2 separate regions of the Homo sapiens genome follow, and region 2 is linked to region 1. Evidence: chromatin loops called from intact Hi-C (ENCODE). Cell type or tissue: endothelial cell of umbilical vein. All regions are shown on one strand. Each heading gives the region's core, and the rest is flanking DNA. Links, peaks and the distances in the headings are about the cores only. Region 1 overlaps CCN2-AS1 (CCN2 antisense RNA 1). Region 2 has its middle 130 kb from the start of LINC01013.

Region 1 (11,141 bases), core at 1,857-9,856:
ACAAAAAAAAATGGTATCCCAGAAGCCTTTTGTAAAATAGTAATAAATATTATTCTGAAATCTTCAGGGACCCTGGTTTGGCTGACATGACCTCCTGTTTGCTTAAGATGAAGGTTAAGGAGAGGGCGTACTTGCTGGGAGTTCATGGCGGGGAAGATAAACGCGGATGTTTACTATCTAAATTACATTCATTACCTTCATGCCTTTTCCTCCTTATAATTAGTTCTCTGACTTTCTTAGGATATTTTCTAATGCAAAGGTATTTGTCAGAAGGCAGTCAAGGCCGTTGCATGTGGTTTGTGTTTTATGTTTGCCTGTTCCTCGCTTGTCCATAGAGTTGGAGGCCAGAGGGGTGAGAAAGGAAGTTTTGTTTTGTAAGATGATATCCCTTCAACTTACTGTTTGTTTCACTTATTTTGTTAATTTGACTCTTTTTTTTTTTAAAGTAGTTTACTTAGAATCCTGTGTTGCCTCTAGTCAGCTTTTGTTCATCTAAGATAGTGTCAGATGAGGATGCTGCTAGGTAGGAATGAGCCTGGTGGTCTCTTACACTGTCCTCGACAGGTTAGAATCTCAAATTCATCACCGTTTAGCAACCAGGAGTATTTACAGCCCCTTGCTTCATCAGGGCTAAATGTGAAGCATCCCCTTGGTGATACTTAAGGTGATATTTAAGTGAGTGGGAATGAAAAACAGAGGAAATAAGCATTTCTTAAGATGTGTGATTTGGGGACACCCAATCAATAGGTTTAGGAGGAAGAGAGAATTGGGACTAGCTATCTTATCTCAAATAATAGAAGTAAGTGAAAGGATAAATATTTTGAAAGGACTAGTGTGAAATATACATGAATGTATTCCTAGGGATTCTGCTGCGGGGTGGGAAAGGGGTGCAGATTAAGCCAGACCCCATCATTCATCCCTGGAAATGTGCTCCCACCTCTAGCCAAGAGGCCTGAGGTCCCTTCTCACAACTTCAAACTCCCTGGAATACCATTAGGTGGAGCCTAGGGGACTGGCTAGGAGGTGAAGGTGTGAGCTCCATACCTGCCATTTGCTTGCCAGTGACCTCAGGGAAGACACCTACTCTCTCTGAGCCTGAAATTTCCCACCTGTTCACAGTTAATGTGCAGCTCAAGGAGACAATATTTATGAAAGCACTTTCATAAAGGTATTAGAGTTTTAAAATTGCCCTTCTCTTCCATTCTTCAGTGGCTCTCAAAACTAAGCCCAACTCAGATTGACTGTAAAAGCCTGTCACAGTTTGATTTTATAACAGTGTCCAGCTCTGCATGGGTTTTAGAGTGTTAAAACTAGGTGAGAGCTCAGAGAAAATCAAATCCTACCTCTTATTTATTTATTTATTTTATTAGATTAGATATTCAGGATTGATAGAGACATTTAACAAATGAAAACTTTTTTTCTTTTTGAAATAGGGTCTGGCTCTGTCTCCCAGGGTGGAATGTAGTGCCATGATCTTGGCTCACTGCAACCTCTGCCTCCTGGGCTCAAGTGATCTTCCTGCCTCAGCCTCCCAAGTAGCTGGGATAGCTGGGACTACAGGTGTGCACCACCATATCCAGCTAATTAAAAGAATTTTTTTTTTTTTTTTTGTAGAGATGGGGTTTTGCCATGTTGCCCAGGCTGGTCTCGAACTCCTGAGCTCAAGAGATCAGCCCATCTCAGCCTCCCAAAGTGCTGGGATTACAGGCGTAAGCCCCTGCGCCGGGCCACAGATGAAACTTTTAAATTTGTCTTATGCTTCTTATATACCTTATATTGTCACTTCGATGATAATGTGGGCATGCATTTTAATCATAGTTTTCAGGATACCTAAAACAAAATTCTATGCTCAGCTTATTTTTGTCACCTGATAGCATCTACTCCCTTCATCTTCATTATATGTTCATAGTTTTCATTGATTTGTGGAGGATGGGGAGAGTTAGGGAGTTCCTAACAGTCTTCCTTTCTTCAGTGAAAAATGTGTAACTTATCACTAATAAGAATATGGTATGCAAATGATAAAGAAACAACCAAAAAATTATGATTGCTTGTGTCCATCACATTTTCTTTAGATTTGTATTTCTTGGAAACCAAGGTGGTATTTTACTTAATGTGATGCTACAGACTTTAACACTTTACATATATTTGGGTTGACAGTTTTCTTTCATTTCATTTTGTAATGTGAACTGTGCTACCATGATGGTGACAAGTTTTCAAATTAAAAGCAAACTTGGTAGCCAGTATGTTCTAGAATGCTAAAAACCAAGTTGTTTGAATCATCCAAAGAGTTTCTAAACTATTTTCCTGTGTGTAAATCTTTAAATAACCATGCCTATGGGAATCATATATTAAAATCTGAGCACCTGGATAAGGCTTTTTGAGAAGGTATCTTATCTTCTAAGTCAGAACTTTCACCACATATGAAGAAAAACCACATTCTATTTAAAATCCTGACATCATCAGATTTGAAGTAAAAGTCAACTAATGCATTGTTTAATTTGATGTTAGAATGCACGATGCCAATTTTATCTGAACAATTTAGCGGGAACGCTTCTTAGAACTCTATCTGGGTGCCTAAAATAGATACTCAAAATTTTGACTGCATTCTCTTTTGTTTATGTAGAAATTTTTAATTTACAAAGCCCTTTCACGGTTACCATCTTACTTCATTATCATAACAATCGCATTAGGTATTATTCTACCCATATTGCAGGTGAGGAAATTGAGGTCCAATAATGCTAACATACACAAGCCTGGTTAGAGGTGGAGAAGGGACAAGTGAATTTAAATTCAGTTCTTCTAAAGAGAACACCCCTTGCCTTTCCTTCCAAACTTCACGGCTTCTTTTCTTTCCATTCTATATATGGTGATCTCTAAACACTGTGTGTCCTTAAGATAGTTATCTCAGATCTTAAACTCTTAAAGGACACACCCTAGAAGGCATATAAACACCTGTGGGCTAACTGGCAGTCACTATTGTATTGTGCCGTGGTCTGAGATAAACATGAAGTAGAAAGAAAATGTTTACTGACCTGTATTAGTAGAGAAATTTGGGCTTAGATTTGCTTTTTTTTTTTTTTTTTAACAATTAAGATTTTGGTGATGTTGCTATGTAGACAGATATGTTCTTCTTATCCGCTAACTAACTGATGCAGCTAAAAAAGGAAAAAATGAATAAGATGATGGGTATGCTTTGGGAGGCTTAATATCAGGGTGTGCTCTGCTCTGATGTCAGCCTCAGCCCACACTGAAAGCGTTCAGTCTAACCCTATGCAGTCTTGTTTCGGCTGAGACTGGGACCAACCATAGACATCATGAAGGTCTTCTTGAATAATTGTATCATTCACTGATAAGCTACCCTTAGGGATAAATATCATGACAGAGTCTGGGACAAACCATCAGCACTGAAGCAATGTCTACTATCAACATAGGTTTTTCACGAGTATCCCCTAATAAACATGTCCTGCCATGTTATTGATATTTATTTTATGAACTTGCCTTAACTGAAAATGCACTTTCCTCAAACTGAATATGCTTTGCCTTTCAGGTTTACAGCTTTCTCCCTCTCTCCTTTAACCATGGAAGGATTTGATTGGAATCATAACTAGTTTCATGTTGTTAATGGAATGCGATTTGTCATAACTACACATGGCAGAGAGAGAGGGTTGTCTAGGAATGGTGGGGTTATGATGAGGGAATTTTCTTATTGACCTGCACATGTGTGTGAAAGTTAACAACTACAGGATTACATTTCATATAACCATTGACTTGCTCATGTCTGGAAATAATATCACTATTAAGCTATTTCTCATATACAGATGATAAAAACTTATTTTGTCCAATTGAATCTTTTGTGGCATTTTCATCATTTCTAACGTCTCTATGTTGGTTCTTCTTGATTGTGGTTTTCCCTGCTGTTTCCGTATTTGACTGATTGCTGAGGCTCCTACTATTTGCTTTCAGCTCAGAAGGTAAGCAAGCAAACTTCCAGTCCAGTTTCAGATGGACTTTGAACCAATGTTGCTTTGCAGTAGGGCTGAGCACTGCCACAGTCAAATGTATCCTCCCTGGTTGGCTTTGATCGCTTTCGAGGCAGGCCCATCCCTCATGGGTCAAGCTGGTTTTTCCTTGTCAGCTTCTGAAGCCTCCCCGAGAGGGGGGACCCACAGTGTGGTGTTACCACTTTTCTCTCATGTGTTCTCATTTTACACACTGAAGCCTGGCCTTCATCTAAAGTGAACTCGAGAAGTCCAAACTCCTGTATTTCTCATGCATCATATCCAACTTTCCAAGAAGGGAAAATGACCTTATGTTGAGCAGAAACGGCCATCTGGAAGCCATTTTGTCTACCGTAAGCGCCAAGGACGAGGAGAATTCTTAGACCCTGCATGTGAGGGCAGGAGGCCACAAGGCAGAAGCCACTCACCAAATGTATTTATGTCATAGCTACATCACCTGGCATCCTTTACTAAAGTGTTGCAGGGGGTCATTTTACTTGGACTTCCTTATTTTTCCTGGCATTGCTGGTGGTAGGGAAATACTCCTGTTGTACTGTTTCTGGCAGCCCAATATTCCACCAAGCTAGGCCTAGAAAAGCAAAGGTGCAGTGAGGTGGGGAAGACACTAGTACATCATTTAAAAAAAAAAAACTTTGGTGTTTATGCTTTGTTTTCAAGATCGTAAGAATAAAACCTGCCAAAATAAACTTGGCTCATATTTAATTGATTAAACAAGATTTTTAACAATTGTAGCTTGACATTCTAGTGTGAAATTTTGTCACTTAAAGTAAGCTAATTTTATAGTTTAAAGCATTTCATAAAATTAGCCACCATTTTGGATTGAGTGAGTCCTAATTTTTATCTTGATTTAGAATGTTTTAGAAATAGATATATCATCAAATTGATCTGAATATAAAATTTGCTGTACTTTGTATTTCTCTTTTTCACCATTTCAGGAGAGATTTTTTTTCTCTATTTCTCTATTTAATAATATGATTAAATGTTAATATGGCTTAATGCATGACATTAAGCAAACTACTTAATCTCTCTAAGTCTCTGCTTCTGTTAACCTGGAGATAATAATGGTACCCACTTCATAAGATTTCATAGAATTGTTGGGACATTTTGCAAGGGTTAAATACCAAAAAATCCTAAAACATCTAGAACAATGCTTGTCAGAGACTAAACACTCAATAAATGTTCATTAAAGTAAAATAAAACTGTCCTTTTAGTTCATCTCTGAATATTTTTAGATACTAAATTTCTGCCTTAGCACATTTACTACGTATTAGCACTTAGCTCAGTAGTTTTCACGGTCATGTATTATGCAGATTACACTTAAAAAAAAAGAATGTCATGACAGTTTGTATTGACAGCCTTTTTCTAGCAAGAAACATACCGTTATTTTGAACTTGTGAATGATTTATGAATTGTGATTCTGTCTTCAGGATCCTGTTTTTTTCTGTTTTGTTTTTGTTTTTGTCATCAAATTGCCACAGGGGGGAGTATAAGTTCTTGAAAGCAGCAAGAAATACAGTTTAAGTAATTTGGTACCAATTATCATTATTATTAGAAACGTCCATATCTGAAACATCTAAACAGATTAGATTAATACCTATGTGAAAGTAGAAATATTTATAGTAAAAAATTGGGCACCGTTTAATATAGGATTTATTAATTTTGTGATAGTTGCAAAAGCTGTGTCTGGAAAATGTCCCCATGGGTGAATGTGTGGGCGTGCACATGCATGTGGGTAATATTAATGCTGTAGGAGAAGGGAGAAAATGTAAGTTTCTAGTTTTTGCCATTAAAGTCATGACGTGAAAGAGAGAGGGAGAGAGAGAAAGAAAGTGAGAAAGTGCTAGTCTGTGTAAAATGACCATGAAAGGGCTTGGATACAATGATGTCATACAGCCTCACAATATGGATAATACTGAACCCTTTCTGTACATATGGGGGCATTTAAGCTTATTAAGTTCAATAACTAGAGGAGACAATTCCAAAATAGAGAGAGCTGTGCAAGTGGAAAATGAAATGTCCCTTTGAATAATACAATTGCATTTAATAGCTACAAAAGCTGTGACCTAATATTATAACACTGACAGTCAAAAACATGGTTATTTTCTCTGCCTCTTTGAAGAAAAAGAAATACAACAAAAGTTCCTAGAGAAACCAAATGGACGTTCTTAAAAGTTGGGGGGTTTGATCATGGTACCAACCTGAACTTTCCCTTTGGGAGTGGATCATCTTTGCAGATAATTGGTCAGCTTTCCTATAATATATACTGTATATATGTATGTGTGTATATATAATGTGTGTGTATAGTATCTCATATATATATATATATATATATTTTTTCGGGTTTTCACGCTCAAAGTCCTGCCACCATCGTAAGTTACCCCAATATCCACCCAAATCACTATCCAAACTCACTTCTAAGCTCCTCTTGCCTGTCTCTTCTAAGCTAGTCAGGATTTGCCATACACCCTGCCATTTCATAGAACTTCTGCAATCCCCTTGGGTCCTTGATATGGTTTGGCTCTGTGTCCCCACCAAATCTCATGTAAGATTGTAATCCCCAGTGTTGGAGGTGGAGCTGGTGGGAGGTGATTGGATCATAGGGGTGGTTTCTGAAGGTTTAGCACCATCACCCTGGTGCTGTCTCATGAGAGAGTTCTCATGAAATCTGCTTGTTTAAAAGTGTCCCCCTTTGTTCTTTTCTTCCTGCTCCAGCCATGTAGGACGTGTCTCTTTCCTCTTTGCTTTCCGCTGTGATTGCAAGTTTCCCGAGACCTCCCCAGTCATGCTTCCTTTACGGCCTGCAGAACCATGAACCAATTAAACCTCTCTTCTTTATAGATTATCCAGTCTCACGTAGTTCTTTATAGCAATGTGAGTACAGACTAATACAGCCCTACATTTCTGTCCTCTCCTGCTCTCTCTTGCTCATTTATTCTTTTTTTTTTGAGACGGAGTCTCGCTCTGTCGCCCAGGCTGGAGTGCAGTTGGGCGATCTCGGCTCACTGCAAGCTCCACCTCCTGGGTTCACGCCATTCTCCTGCCTCAGCCTCCCGAGCAGCTGGGACTACAGGCGCCCGCCACCACGCCTGGCTAAGTTTTTTGTACTTTTAGTAGAGACGGGGTTTCACCGTGTTAGCCAGGATGGTCTCCATCTCCTGACCTCATGATCTGCCCACCTCGGTCTCCCAAAGTGCTGGGATTACAGGCGTGAGCCACCGCCCCCGGCCTCTCTTGCTCATTTATTCTTCACATCAATGTTTTGACCTGATCGTGACTTTGGTCTCTTGCCCCTTCCTTTTCTCCTGGACACACGGTTTTGCTTCCTCTCTCTCCATGGCATACTGTTTTATGCCAACAGCCCCTTGTTACACTTCTGGCCTTTGGCCTCATGACCTTTCTTCAAGCCAGTGCCTGCCTTAGTTGTTCCTATAGTGTCTGCCATACATTTGTGGTCTCTAGTCTCAGATGTGTCCTCGGTTCTACTATGTTGTGCTTTTAGTTGCTCTGGTCAGTTCTTTGCCATCCTTTCCTTTGTGTCCCTTCCAAGCCTAACTGCTTCCCTCCAAGGTCCTACCCTGTCAACCCTTCCTCTGCCTCCCTGCTGATCAGCCTTCCTTTCTACATGAGACTACCAGGTGTGAAAACCTCCAGCCTTTGTCTCCAGGATTGATGGGCTCTCAGCTTCCTATTCGCTTCTTTAGTTTGAGCTGCAGTGTTCAGTTCTACAGCCACTAGCCACATAGGGCTATTTCATTTAAATTAACCAATGTTAAAATTCAGTTTTTCAGTTGTACTGGTTGCATTTCAAATACTCAGTAGCCATGTACAGCTAACGGTTATTGTTTGGATGGCATGGAGAACATTTTTATCTTTGCAGAAAGTTTGACAGAATAGTGCTGGTTCAGACAGACCTCCACTTGGGCTTTAGATCCAAAAGCATAAGTCTCCTATGGAACCATGTCACATATGGAACCATGTGCTCCTTGAAACCTATGGAACCATGTCTCCTATGAAACCATGTGCTCTTTGTAACCTGTGGAACCATGTCTCCTATGGAACCATGTGCTCCTTGGAACCTGTGGAACCATGTCTCCTATGGAACCATGTGTTCTTTGGAACCTATGGAACCAAGTCACCTATGGAACCATGTGCTCCTTGGAACCTATGGGACCATGTCACCTATGGAACCATGTGCTCTTTGGAACCTGTGGCACTACATCTCTTATGGAACCATGTGCTCTCTTTTCTTTTCATTTTCTCCTGTCTTTCAATTTGTTTTTCTCTAGCAGCTTCTTCTTCCCAACCTATAAACATGGCTACATTTCTCTCACATAATAAAGAAAAACCCCAAAACAAATGAAATAAAACAACCCTCCCATTGTCTTAACAGCCTCTTTTCATTGCTTGTTTTTGCACTGAAGCTCCTAAAACACACACATACTCACACAGTGACACACAAATCCCCTGTGTTTACTGTCTCCAAATACACACCTTCATATTACCATTCAACCCATTGTAATAAAGCTCCTGACCATGGCACTGCAAATTATCACCAAATAACCTCTTTGTTGCCAAATCCAGTGGATTCTTTCCAGCTCTCATACAATTTGATCTCTCTGTAGGTATTTAGTTGAATCCCATTCTGTCCATCTCTTTGACCATTTCCTTTGTTCTCCTTTGCAGACTCATTTCCCTCTGCCTACCCCTATGATGTGAGTGACCTGTAGTCTTTTGTCCCTAGTCCTCTTCTTACATATTCTTCTCCTGTCACATTGTTGATGGTTGCCTGCTGTCTGGATCCCAACCGGAAACTCGGTTCTGAGTTCATTTGTGCTATTAACAACACATTAATCTGAATGTCCTATTCAGATGTTAAGTAAGCATAGTAAAAACTAAATTTGTTACTCATCTCTACTTCAAAATCTTTTGCCTTTAGATGTGAACCCATCTTAGTGATTAGAACACTGTCTTCCCAGTCACTCCATACTGAGGCTTGTATGTTGTCTTGTATTCTTTTTTCTCTTTCAGTCCTTATATTTGATGATTCATAAAGCTCTGTGGACTCTACCTCTCATGATAACTTCCTAACACATCATACCCTCAACATCTTTTGCTTGGACCACTGAATTAGTCTTTCTGCTATTAACTGGTCTTTTAACTCACACTATTGCCCTCCAATTCATTCTCTCCACTGCTGCCTGAGAAATCTATCAATCTACAGTGCTTATTCACCTGCTTAAAACCAAACCTTTGTGTGGCTCCCATTACCTCTAAGATAAGAGCCTTTGTCTGGCTTCTATGTTCTCCATTCTTATCTATCAGTTCCAGGGCTCCTGCCCTATTCTTTGGTTTTACCAGTGCATTTGAATAACTTACACATTTTATCATGCTGTTTCATGGCTTTATAAGTTGCTCACGATTGCTCTCCAGCACTTGGAGCAGTGGCTAAGTATGTTCAATCACATAAACTATTTTTTTTTTTCTTGAAACAGGGTCTCACTCTGTTGCCTAGGCTGGAGTGCAGTGGTTATGGTTCATGCAGCCTCGACCTCCTGGGCTCAAACAATTCTTCCATCTCAGCCTCCAAAGTAGCTAGGACTACAGGAATGCACCATCACACCTGGTTAATTTTTAATTTCTTTTTGTAGAGACGGTGTCTCGGTATGTTGCCCAGGCTAGTCTCAAATTCCTGGCCTCAAGTGATCATCTTGCCTCAGACTCACAAAGAGTTGGGGTTACAGGCGTGAGCTGTCATGCCCAACCCTAATAAACTTTTGACTCTAGTAGGAAGCTTTTTTTCTGTTTGATCCAGTAAATATATACTCACACATACACATTCACAGTGAAACAAAAATTTTGTAATTTTATCGTTACTGGATGTGATGCCCTTGGTATTTTAAAATACGTTCCATTTCATTTTAAAGAAAATTCTAGTCTTCATCTCCAAGTTTATTCTACTGTCTAATTGACATCTTGGAAATAAGAGATATATATATATCTTTATATATATAAATTATATATGTAAATTTATATATATTTATTATATATACGTGTACACGTGTGTGTGTGCATGTGTGTGTATCCTTGGAATACCAAACGATCAGCATAAACTATCTGAATAAGCAGCTGAGGGAGGTAGTGTGAAGATGTGAGGTCTGGGGATGCTCTGGACATTCTGGGAGCACCTGTGGTTGCTGGGAGACGAATGTGTGGAGTTTAAGAATGAAAGTACTGCAGTGAAATACAGAGCATAAGCACAGAAGAAAACCTTATTTTTGGTACTAAATCAAGCCTTGCCTAAAGTTACTCCATCTCTCAATTTATCAATTTCATGAGCCAATATGTTCCCCTAACCCTATTTTAAAAAGTTCTCGATATTGTACCATAAAATGTCCTAGCTGATACAGACTTCACCAGTGTGAGAGAGGCATAATTTTATTTTCATATTGATATTTTCTGATGTAACTATTTATATAATTTTCTAATTCTATTATAGTATTAGGGTAGAGCAATGCTTTTCAACCTTTTTTAACATAATGGAATATGTAGAAAATGATAACATTTTAATGACATTTTGGGGCAAAGACTTTCTAAAATCTCTAAAATTCTGAAAGGGAAAGGGTATAGAAACTCTTCTGATTTAAAGATATCAAAGATCATCGGAGGGCTTACTGGCAAATTGCTACCATTTTTTTTCTTAAGTTTTTAGGTAATTTAAGGTTTTTCTTGGAAGTTGACTTCTGAGTATTTGTGAATAACTCTCACATAGCATCTGGTACAAACAGATCTACCACTGAATGAATTTTTTATGTAAAGTTTGGGGACTAGCTTGAACTTTAAAATATTATAAAATTTGGCTAAAACTGCATAATTACTAAGGTCTTAGAAACTATGATAATTTATAAAATAGCTATTTATATCAATTCATAGGTAAATATTTTGTATTTATTGATTATATAAATAAAATTTCTGAGGCTTATGTATTCATACCTGGTAAGTTTGTGTTCTTCAGAATATCAGGAAATACCATGTTTATTTTATTCTAACCGTAATTTACTAAAGTAAATAATTCTCTAGAAAATTGGCTAGTAACACTAGTAGGTGTTTAGGAAAAGTTGCTGA
Region 2 (11,141 bases), core at 1,200-9,199, 300 kb after region 1:
AGTTTAACTATGGGAAGCTTCTGCTTTCTCATGGTTTCTATCAGGTAGTACTGGTCTACTGAAAACTATATTTTAATGTTTCATTATAAGACACTGTCATACACAAAACAATGCCTCCCCCCAAAGATTTCCATGTCCTAATCCCCAGAACTTGTGAATATGCTACTTTATATGGCAAAAAGAACTTTACAAATATGATTAAGTTAAGGATCTTGAGCAGGAGATTATCCTGGTGGGCCCATTGTAGTCACAAGAATTAACATAAGAAGGAGACATGAGAACCAAAGGCAGAGAGAGGAGAATGGCAGAGGCAGAGGGTGGAGTAATGTACTTCAAAGTGGAGCAAGGAGGCATGAGCCAAGGAATGCAGGAGGCTTCTGGAATGTGGAAAAGGCAAGGAAATAGATTGTCCTCTAGAGCTTCCAGACTCTAGAGCTTCCAGAAGGAACCAAGCTCTGCCAACACCTTAGTTTTAGCCCAGAAGACCTATTTCAGGCTTTTGAGCTCCAGAACTTTAAGATAGTAAACTTGTCTTGTTTTAAGCCACGAAAGTTCATGGTAATTTTTTACAGCAACAATAGGAAACTAGTCCAACCCCTTAAATGACTTCAAAGATCTCTGTCTAAAAGCAATTAACTAGAAGCTTTCCGGGTGCCAAGAAATATTTTTCTATGAAACTAGGCATCTTAACCTCCAAATCCAGAGATCACTGGGAGTGCTAAGTTATGCAAAGCAAGCAAATAAAAAAGAAATTTGCTGCCTTGTATATAATAGATGTCTAATAGTAGTCATTTTAGTTATCATCATAAATCTGCTAATATCCCAGTAAGTGACTTCACTATGGAAGATATACACCAGCCAAAATTGTGGCTAATCTTTGAGCTTGTCCAGCTACAGTCCACCGCTAGTTTCTCAATCACATTGATCCCGTGTGAAAAGCCTACCCCATGGGAAATTAATGGTTCTGCATCTGCATTCCATGGTACATCTTCATCCTCTAATCATTTTGCTTTTTGTAATTCCATCTAATACAGCTTGGTTTGGCATGACAGAAGACCACAGGTAACATTGAAAGAAGAGAGATGCTGTTCTAGAGTACAGAGGACAACAGGCAAGACAATTCATGGATGGTACCAGTGACGGCAGAGTAATCAATGAGAGGGAAGAAAGCTATATGTAGGCAGTTCAGCAGGGAAGTTCTGAAGGGACCAGGAGAACGTGTTCAAAATCCATAGTGATTATTTTGGTAGATTCTTATAGAGTCAGCTATCAGTAACGTTTTGTCACCAGCTTGTTTAATAAAGAGACTCAGACCCAACTAACAAACAGTGGAGTAAGAAGAATACCAAGAGAGTGTGGTATCCTGGAACCCACGTGAAGTAGGTGTGAAAGAGACAATCCACCATGTCAGATGCTGGTGATAGGTCTCATGAGCAGCCCTCATGGTGGCCTGAGGTTTATAGTTGCTACACTGGAGTAAACCCAATTCTTATTTCATGTAAGTACAAATTTTATATCCAGACAGTGCTAGGTATTTAGGTATTATACATATTCTAGCACATAAGTTATTCTCTTTTTCATAATATTTTCTCTCTCCTAATTGTGAGGGGGGTGGCAATGTACCAAACTTTGTTTTTCACCTGTAGTATTAATTCGTCCCCACTCTATTACTCCTCACATCCATGATACACTCTATACCCAAGTTCCTATGTACACTTTGTTTTTTCCAAATAATACCTCCACGTACTTTTCAACCTTGTGTCCCCTTTCTGGCTAGCCATCCTTTAACCAACCTCAGGTGTCTCTCCCCTACCAGATTAGCCCTCTTTCTTCTTCATTTTTGGCTAGCATTTATCAAGGGCAACTGTCTGCTGGCACTGGACTACTATTTTCCATACATGATCTCAAGTAATACTCAAAACAACCCAAGTAGGAAAGTCCTGCTATTATTCCCATTTTACAGAAAAGGCACAAAGAGATAAATAATTTGCCCAAGGCCCACTAACTAATAAATAGTAGAGCTTCACTTGCAGTGCAGGTCTGTTGAACGATTCCAGAGCTAGGAATCTTAACAGCTATACCATCTTCTCCAACCATTGCTCCATCCTTTCCCCTCTCTCCCTCTCCACGCCCTGCCCAGAGGGTAACACACTTCCCTCTGCGCACCTGCACCCCTTCCTTCCTGGCACTAGTGTGCTTCTATAGCACTTTCCATGTTGTTTGTTAGACAGTTTTGTGTCTGCCTCCTTGTTAGAATCTGAGTTGCTTGAGATCCATCTTTTCTCTTTTCCTCAATAGTATATTCTCTGTGCATGGTATAGGGATGGATACATACTAGGTTCTTAGTGTTTGTTGACATGGATCTCTTCTCCAGAGCAAAAAGGCTTACTATGTATTCTAGGCATAATATTCAGCTTAATAGCAAGGTGGTCTCATCATATACAAATGAATATAGTAATAAGAGGTTCTTGCTCATTCTAGTTTTACCATGGAGGCTCCCTGGGATGATATCATTTAACTGTTGTTTTTAAAGCTGGATAAAGTTATTATGAAAAAAAGCAGGATAAAACTGATTTTAGCTGATGTTTTGATGCAATTGATGTTATCAGTAAAGAAGTGCTAATTTTACAAAACTGAGAGTACAGAATAAGTATGTGAGATAAGGCAGGATACTCAGGGGATGTCTTCCATGTTTTGATTCCTATGCAACAGCAGATAAACTACTAAAATCAACAGTTCTATTGAACAGAGTGCTGTTTTTAAAGTAAAAAAGGAGGGCTGTTAGGAGGGCTGTTTTTAAAGTAAAGAAGGGAAAGGTGCCTATATATTTTTGTGTCTCAGGCAAAGACTTCTGGTCCATTATTTAAAGAGTCAGCATTTTAGTTAAAACTTTATCAGATGTTGGTGAGATACTTCTGGACCCCTAGCCCTTAACTGAAAAATAATTTATGCACCTTTATTTGCTAATATGTGAATCATATTCAATTTTTTTACATCTATTATGGTAAAATAGGCTACGTGAAAGTTCTGTAGACAGAAAAACCAATTTCCATTGGTCCTGCTTCCAGACTGGGTCTTGAAAGCTGCACCCACCCTGAAGGACCCCTTCCTGCTCACAGCCCCACTCTGTGTGATGGTACTGTGTGCCCAACAGGCATCAACTCTACCCATGCGAGGCCATGGCACTCAGCATTTTTGTTTCAGGAGTCACACTATCTTACAAAAGTAGAAAAATATATTCAACTTCAACTTTTTGGACCCTTCAAAGAATATTGCTATGGATAGATGAGTTTTGGTTCTAAGAGGGTATTTTCTCCCCAAAGTACTACTTATCGGTTTGAAAATGATTAGCTAATTTGAACAGAGATCTTTCCATACAGCATTTTATGCTCTCTTCTTCTTGAACCAATAGTCAAAAGTGGTTTGATATTTTTTTCATGATTTATTGTCACCAGCATGAACATTTCTTAATGAACTCTGGTGCAAGGCTATGTTTTTTCTAGGGTTCATTAAAATTGATAAGAATTTGGGCTCTTGCATTAAGTGACCCGATGTAAACTCATTCCCTGCTGTGAATATAGATGTCAATGAAAGCAGATCTGAATTTCCTTGGATTTGGAAACCACTTTTGTCTACAGTAACAACAGAGAAATTGTGTAATACAATAATAACAGGTACATGCAGTGTATGTGCTAATTAATGGCAAATACAGTTGAGGTAAGGGTCAGCTATACCCTCCCAAGAATACTGTACCTGTTCTTTGGTGCTTTGATTTGGTGTGTATTTTATCCGCTCACAAGCTGTTTTTCCCCCACCTGGTTTATAACTGTATTTCAAATACATAAGGTTGCCAAACAGATGAGTTCCTTAGTAGATTAGGTGATGATGCAATGAGTTTGTTTATTTTATACCTGTACAATTATGTTTATCTACAGCATTCAAATGAGAGCTTGTATCACACAGTGGATAAGAGACCAGGCCTGGCTGTTTGCAAATCCTGACTCAGCCACTTAGCAGCTGTGTGCCTTTTAGGCAAGTCATTTAACCCTTGTATTCCATGGTTGTCTTATCTGTAAAATAAAGATAATAGTAGCACCTAACTCATGGGGCTTCTGTGAAGATTAAATATGTAGAGTCCATACAGTGATGCCTAGCACACACTAAAGACTCAGCTAATGCTGGTTTTTGTTAACATTGCTTATTGCAAACAGGATTGTGAATCTCAGTGTTAAATTGAGTCACTACAGGTGCTCAATATTCATGTCCCATCTATAATTCTGCTTCCTGCAAAGACCTTTTCCTAAACGTAATGAACCCTCTCTTTAAAATACCAGGGGAACTTTGATCTACTTTTCTTTTGGTGCTTATGTTGCTGTACCTACCACATAAGCAGTCATGAGGATACTGGCTCATTTTCCCAGTGGGAGAAAAACTCAGGAAAGGGCAAGAACTATAGTATCCATTACCTGCTCCTAAAGCACTGGCATTTAAGACCAATCAGAAACTAGTATGGAACTGAGAATAAATGAATATTTATATATTTGGCAGCTCTTTCACTCAAAAGTGATATATAAATTGCTTCTTGAGGAATGCCCCTGTAATGATAATCTTACAGAGGAGAACTTGCCCTGGGCATGCATAATGTTTACCATGAAAATAAAGTTTTCTAAGTGCTTTTTTGGACTGGCTTACTCTCAGATTTGCAAACCAGTAGAAAAACCAACCACTCCAAAGAATGTGACTTTCAGTAAGAACAGCAGGGCTTTCCTTTCATGCCCAAACCTTTCTCTGGGAAAAGGAAAATCAATACCCTGAAGGGGATTTTCCAGGTTTGTTTTCTCCAATTTTGCCCTGCTCGGGCAACACATGTTGACAGCCCAGATGGAAAATGTTGAAACACTCAATAAGGATGCTCTTCCAACTACATCAAGCTAAAGCCTGTGGGATATCCTTTCGATACAACTACACTTTTTCATACTCTTTCAATTCTCTCAAGTTAAGGAGAGAGAAATGTGAATTAAAGGTATAATACTTATCAGTGATAGGCAGTCTGTATGAATCATTGCTTATAGATTTTAGTCCTCGAACAGTTCACATTCTGTAAAAATAGTCATAAATTCTTAACTCAAAAATGTTTTATGGCTGAAGAAGAAAAGTTGCACGCTGTAGGGTGTATGTATTGTGTGGTTACTTCTAAAAATAAAAGTCATCTTTCAAGACACTTTAGAAAAACAAAAAAGGGATTCCTATCAGTTAAAGAGGAAGAGATGCCAGGAGGAGCATTGTTGTTTTGAAGAAAGGGAGGAACTCAGCCTCTGAAGAAAATACTACAAGTCCATCCCAATTTCTTAACTTACAAACACCTCCTACTCCCAGCTCCCACCTCCACTGCACCACTTCTCTGCTTTACCTCCTCTGAGGCTGCACTTTACCCTTTTAATCTCCATTATTCTCTCCTTGCTATGAAACAACCAAGCTAAACTGGACTCTTCACACCACCTTGTGGCACATCTAAAAACTTGGGATTTTTGTTTGTTTCTTTTACTCAGAAGTACTTCCAAAAGTCTTCATAATATGGTTTGGCTATATCCCCACCCAAAATCTCATTTTGAATTGTAATCCCTATAATCCCCATAATCCCTACGTGTCAAGGGAAAGACCTGGTGGAGGTAATCGAGTCATGGGGACAGTGACCCCCATGCTGTTCTCGTGACAGTGAGTGAATTATCACAAAATCTGATGGCTTTATAAGTGTTTGGTAGCTCCTGCTGAGTTCATTCTCATTCGTGCCACCTTGTGAAGAAGGTGCCTTGCTTCTCCTTTGCCTTCCACCGTGATTGTAAGTTTCCTGAGGCCTCCCCAGCCATGCTGAACTGTGAGTCAGTTAAACCTCTTTCCTTTATAAATTACTCAGTCTCAGGCAGTTCTTTATAGCAGTGTGAAAATGGACTAATATACTTCATGTAGCTCTTCCTTTTCTAATTAAGCTTTTTTAAAAATGGTAAATAACTAAAATTTTCCTCATCCCATTAAATGGTTGAATATATACTATTTTGTACTTCAGTAGTATGGATTCTTGTTAAGGATGACTTATCATCATTGGTATTTATGTTCTTAGTTTTGTCTTACCGATTAACAATGAACTTCTATAACATAAACTTCGTTTTTACTTCAAAAAACTTAAAACAGAATTACCATCGAATCAACAAAACAATGATAGCTTAAAATATAGACAACAGTAATAATAGGAAGCACAAGGAAATTAGCTGCACTTCTGCTTTGGACACACAGACCTCTTCAAATAGTCTGTAACAATCACAGGTCTGCTATTATTCCTCTCCCTTCCAATAAAAATCCTATACACATTTGATATCTCCCAGACCCTGCTTTGTTTCCAAAGATTCAGTAACTTGAAAAATATATGGTGTGTCCTAGTTGAACACTAAAGTCTTTGTACAAGAGCATGGGTGTTTGAAGACTTATTACAGCATTTGAATCAGGTTCAAGATAAAAGGGATTTGAACAAATAGCTAAAGGCATGAAAGTGTCCATGGATAAAAAGCAATGTAAGCTTCAGAGAAAATAACAGAGATTTCTAGATTTGGAAGAAAATTTCCAAACTCTCATTCATTACTGGAGGAGATGAAGAAACATAACAGGTTACACATGGCTTATTGGTAGCGGTGTGGGATGAGTCAAGGTCCTCTGATCTCCAGTTTATTGGACTTTCCTCCAACAGGGAAAGAGATTCTTGGCATCTTGAAATCATACCAATGACAGGAAATAGGACAGTGACAGTAATGGTCCCCTTCTAAATCTAGACTTACCTTGCTGCATTGTTCTAGGTTGTAATACACAGATTTCTGTATAGAAGGAGAAGATCTTGGAGACACAACAGTTCTAATCATAAAGGTAAATATACCAAATCACTTTGTCCAGCACTTCTAGATGACTCAATGAATGAAACGACAGGGCTACTTTTGGCTTTCTTGCCAGCCACACAGGCATATTTCAGCAGATCATTAGACTACACATTGGTTATGAATGAGTTTTCCAAACCTATTTTATTCTTGTGCTTGTAACAACTGCAGGCTCAGTCCTTTAGTCTGTACTGGAAACAACTGGAGCAGGCTCAGAATGAAGCTCTTGATGGATAACACTCCTCTCAGCTCATCTCATTTCCAGCAAAGTCTATCTTCCCTGTGACTCTTATATGTTCTACTCTCTCAGTCATGGATGTCAATGAAAAGTCTACTTAATGTAAAGTAGAACATCACATCTGATTTTTATAATATTCAGCTAAGGAGAATTTCCCTCTTATAAGTAAAAATTCTCTCTCATTTGAATTATGACACACTGACCATTTCTTTTTGTCTCTCTCTCTCTCTCTTTTTTTTTTTTGAGATGGAGTCTTGCTCTGTCGCCCAGGCTGCAGTGCAGTGGCGTGATCTCAGCTCACTGCAACTTCTGCCTCGTGGGTTCAAGTGATTCTCCTGCCTCAGCCTCCTGAGTAGCTGGGATTACAGGCGTACGCTACCATGCCCAGCTAATTTTTGTATTTTTAGTAGAGATGGGGCTTCAGCATGTTGGCCAGGCTAGTCTACAACTCCTGACCTCAAGTGATCCACCCACCTCATCCACACTGACCATTTCTTATATGACTCTTGTATCTGTACTTGAGGGGTAAATGTTGGGAAAGATGCAGGAGCCTTTGGAATCTGGCATGCCTCCCAAGCATGTGGTGTTACATGATCCACATCACTGTTGTTGAGCACAAGAGAGACAGACATGTTGGGACAGCTGTCATTGTGTGATGTCAAAGAAGGGGTTTGCTGCAGGCTTTGGCTTGACATGCTTTGAAATATTTCTCAGCTTTTTGGAAGTATAACTATATTTTCCATGTAAAACAGATCAATTTTTTTATTCTGAGAAAATATGTTACATGAGAGAGACAACATGGAAAGCTGCCTGTGCCTACAGGATTCTAGCTTTTTTGAATCTCTATGATCAAGTTAGGACCTGAGCCCCATCCAGAGAACAATCATCACTAACACATTATATCATTGAGCTACTAATCTTTATGTAACATAATGTGTCTAAGCATTCAGACAACAAAAGCTGAGGTAGTACAAAATAGGGGCCAAGAGACTGGCCTCAGGGTCACATCATATAAGTTTTCCAATATGTAAAATTGAAAGATATGTCTTTAGGTTTGTTGCAAATATTAAATTATATAATGCAAGTAAAGTACTCACATTTACTGACGCAGATGGAGTGTTCTAAAAATATTACCTACAGTCAGCATTACATGACGCCAACACCCGGGATTAAAAGTGGGAACAAGACAATAATCCAGATTTTGTTAAAATGATTAGGGATATTAAAATATTTGAAATAATTTGATTAATTGATTTTTTTTAACTTGGAACAACACAGACTTATCCTTAAGTTACCTTCTCGAAACACTTTATTTCACATAAGGTGCCTAGCAAAGAGCTTTGCATATAGTTTGGAACAATTAATGTTTGTAAAATGAATGAATGAATGCATGATGTGTTGCTATCCATCACACAGCACATGATTTGTTCTCTCAAACCCCATGCAAAAAATACAAAGACATTATATTTAGCCTCCATTTTCCTGAGGACATATGAGAACCATAGGAAGATCTATTTGTATGTAAGTGAATAAATTTTCTTATTTTCCTGGCCCTCATTTATATGAATGTGGTCATTCCTGGTGATAATTATGTTAGTCATAATGCTAATATCTTACTTTTGTAGATAAACTCACAGTTTTCAAAGAACTTTTTTTCAAAGCATTTTCTTCCACACATACAAATGAATATTTCATTTAGACTTCAAGGGCAAAGAATAGATAGGAATCATTGCCATTACTTTATAGGAAAGAAAAAGTATTCAAGCAGGTTGTGACTTGTCTAAGGTCACACAATCAGTAAATAAAAGGAAGAGAAGAGTGTCCACATATGGCTGGCGCTTAAGACATGCTGAATGTTTGCATGGATGGATGGATGGATGGATGGATGGATGGATGGATGGATGGATTAGTGGATGGATTAGTGGATGGACAGATTAATGAACCTGCTGTAAATATTCTAAGTCTACTGCACCAAAACAAAGAGATTAAAGTATTGTCTTAGTACTTGTGTCTATTTCTAGTTTTTAACACCTTTTCTATGTGTTTATGGTAAAATTATTTGCCATATTTGATTAGCAAGTTAATCTGTACACATACAATTATTGACACCCTACTATTCACTAGGCATTGGTGAGTAAACAGCTGTGAGTGAGAAAGAGCCTCTTCAAGGTATTCATATTCTGTTTGGTGACTGGAGAGCACAGACAAGAAACACTATAAGAGACAGTGACCCATGGCCTAATATCTGCTATGGATTTCAGGCAGAGGAACAAGCTGCAGACAAGGGACCCTTGTCTATCTAGTCCATTAATTTAGTGGTCAACTGTAAGAATGGTATTTGTGATTTTCAAAGACACACACAAAATCATACCTACATTGAGGAAAGGGGAATTAAACTATGTTATTTATATGTTCAGTAGTAAACAAGGTAAATAAATGTATGTAGAAAATATACAAATTTATATACAAAAAATATACAACAATGATAATAAAGTGATCAAAACAGAGCATGTCCATGAAGCGGCTAGGGCTATGAAGATACAGGCATTTATTTACTACATAGCTTAAGAATTTTAAGTCACCAGACTGAAGATTCTCAAAGGCTTTTAATACAGTTCCACTCAGTTCAACATATATTGACTGCTTATTACTGACCAGACATTGAATCTAGGTCAATTTCATCAGTATCTTTACAAACCCAAGGCCTAGCCTGCAGTGTGTGCACTACAAATGCTTTCTGAGTGAATAAAAGAATGAATGAATGAAACTTGATGGCCCATCCAAGGAGCTGAATCAGAAACTAAATTCAGTCATATTTTTCATTCTGATTCCGTTTCTTATATTAACTATTTTACTTATAGATACTTGCACATTTCTAGCGACCCAAGTTGACCTTAGCTATTTCCTTGCTTGGATTTTTTTTATTACTTTTGTAATAAATTAGTATAACCTTAGTAGCCTAGAGCAACACCCATCTATTACTTCAGTTCTCCAGCTCAAAAGCCCAGGTGAGCTCAACTGGGTTCCCTGCTTAGAGTTTCTCAAGGCTGAAATTAAGGTACTAGCTGGGCTGGGCTCTTATTTGGAGGCTCTCAGGGAAGAATCACCATCAAACCTTATTCAGGCTGTTGGCTGAATTCAGTTTCTTGCCGTTGCTGGATTAAGATCGCCTTTTTTCTTGCTGACTGGTAGCTGGGAGTCTTTTCGAGCTTCTGGAGGTAATCCTCAGCTTACCCTTTCTGTCTTCAACCAGCAATGTGAAGTGCTTCTCACAAGAGGTTGAATACTTCTCATGCTTCAAATCTCTCATCAAATCTCCCTTCTGCTCCCAACCAGAGACAACTCTGCTTTCAAAGGGCTTGTATGATTAGATTAGGAGCATCTGGATAACCTCCCCTTTGCCACACAAGGTAACATAATCACAGGAATAGCACCAGGGCGCCAAGGTCATATGGACCATCTTAAAATTCTGCTTACCGTATTCCCCACCATCTTGCACATCCCGAAAATTATCAAGTCCTACAGACTCTCTCATTCTCTCCTTTGCATTACTATTACATACAAGTGAACAAAGTGGGTTGGCGTATTTACCATAAAGTGGGAGTGACTGAAAAATGCATGTCTGCCTAGGCAATAACCCAATGTCAGATTTTCAAGAAAATTCTAAATATCCAGAATTGGAGAGAAAAGTATCTGTATTTTGACATATATATATTTAAACTCTGCAGATCAAAACAAACATTTCTGCCACCTACTTTTTAATTTTTTGAGATGAAGTCTTGCTCTGTCTCCCAGGCTGGAGTGCAGTGGCACAATCTCAGCTCACTGCACGCTCCGCCTCCTGGATTCACACCATTCTCCTGCCTCAGCCTCCCCAGTAGCTGGGACTACAGGTGCCCGCCACCACGCCCGGCTAATTTTTTTTGTATTTTTAGTAGAGACTGGGTTTCACCGTGTTAGCCAGGATGGTCTCGATCTCCTGA

The links. Hi-C counts contacts between places; a loop is a spot of excess contacts. Peaks named below come from ENCODE experiments on the same cell type or tissue, not always from the same donor. Only the 100,000 strongest peaks of a DNase experiment are listed, where the experiment ranks them.
Region 2: a loop joins it to region 1, with 9 times the contacts of the local background. A loop is called at or near these places in 1 of 110 quality-filtered maps.

What each region holds. Positions count from the first base shown.
Region 1 is chr6:131,955,070-131,966,210 of GRCh38, forward strand. The region is part of intron 2 of CCN2-AS1 (CCN2 antisense RNA 1); the gene reads left to right. Among named protein-coding and RNA genes, the nearest start is that of CCN2, 9.3 kb to the left of the region's middle. In endothelial cell of umbilical vein, for the core only: a CTCF peak has its summit at 5,486; a DNase peak (open chromatin) is centred at 5,482; H3K27ac peaks cover 417 bases.
Region 2 is chr6:132,253,787-132,264,927 of GRCh38, forward strand. No RefSeq gene overlaps it. Among named protein-coding and RNA genes, the nearest start is that of LINC01013, 130 kb to the left of the region's middle. In endothelial cell of umbilical vein, for the core only: CTCF peaks have their summits at 5,511 and 5,718; a DNase peak (open chromatin) is centred at 5,465.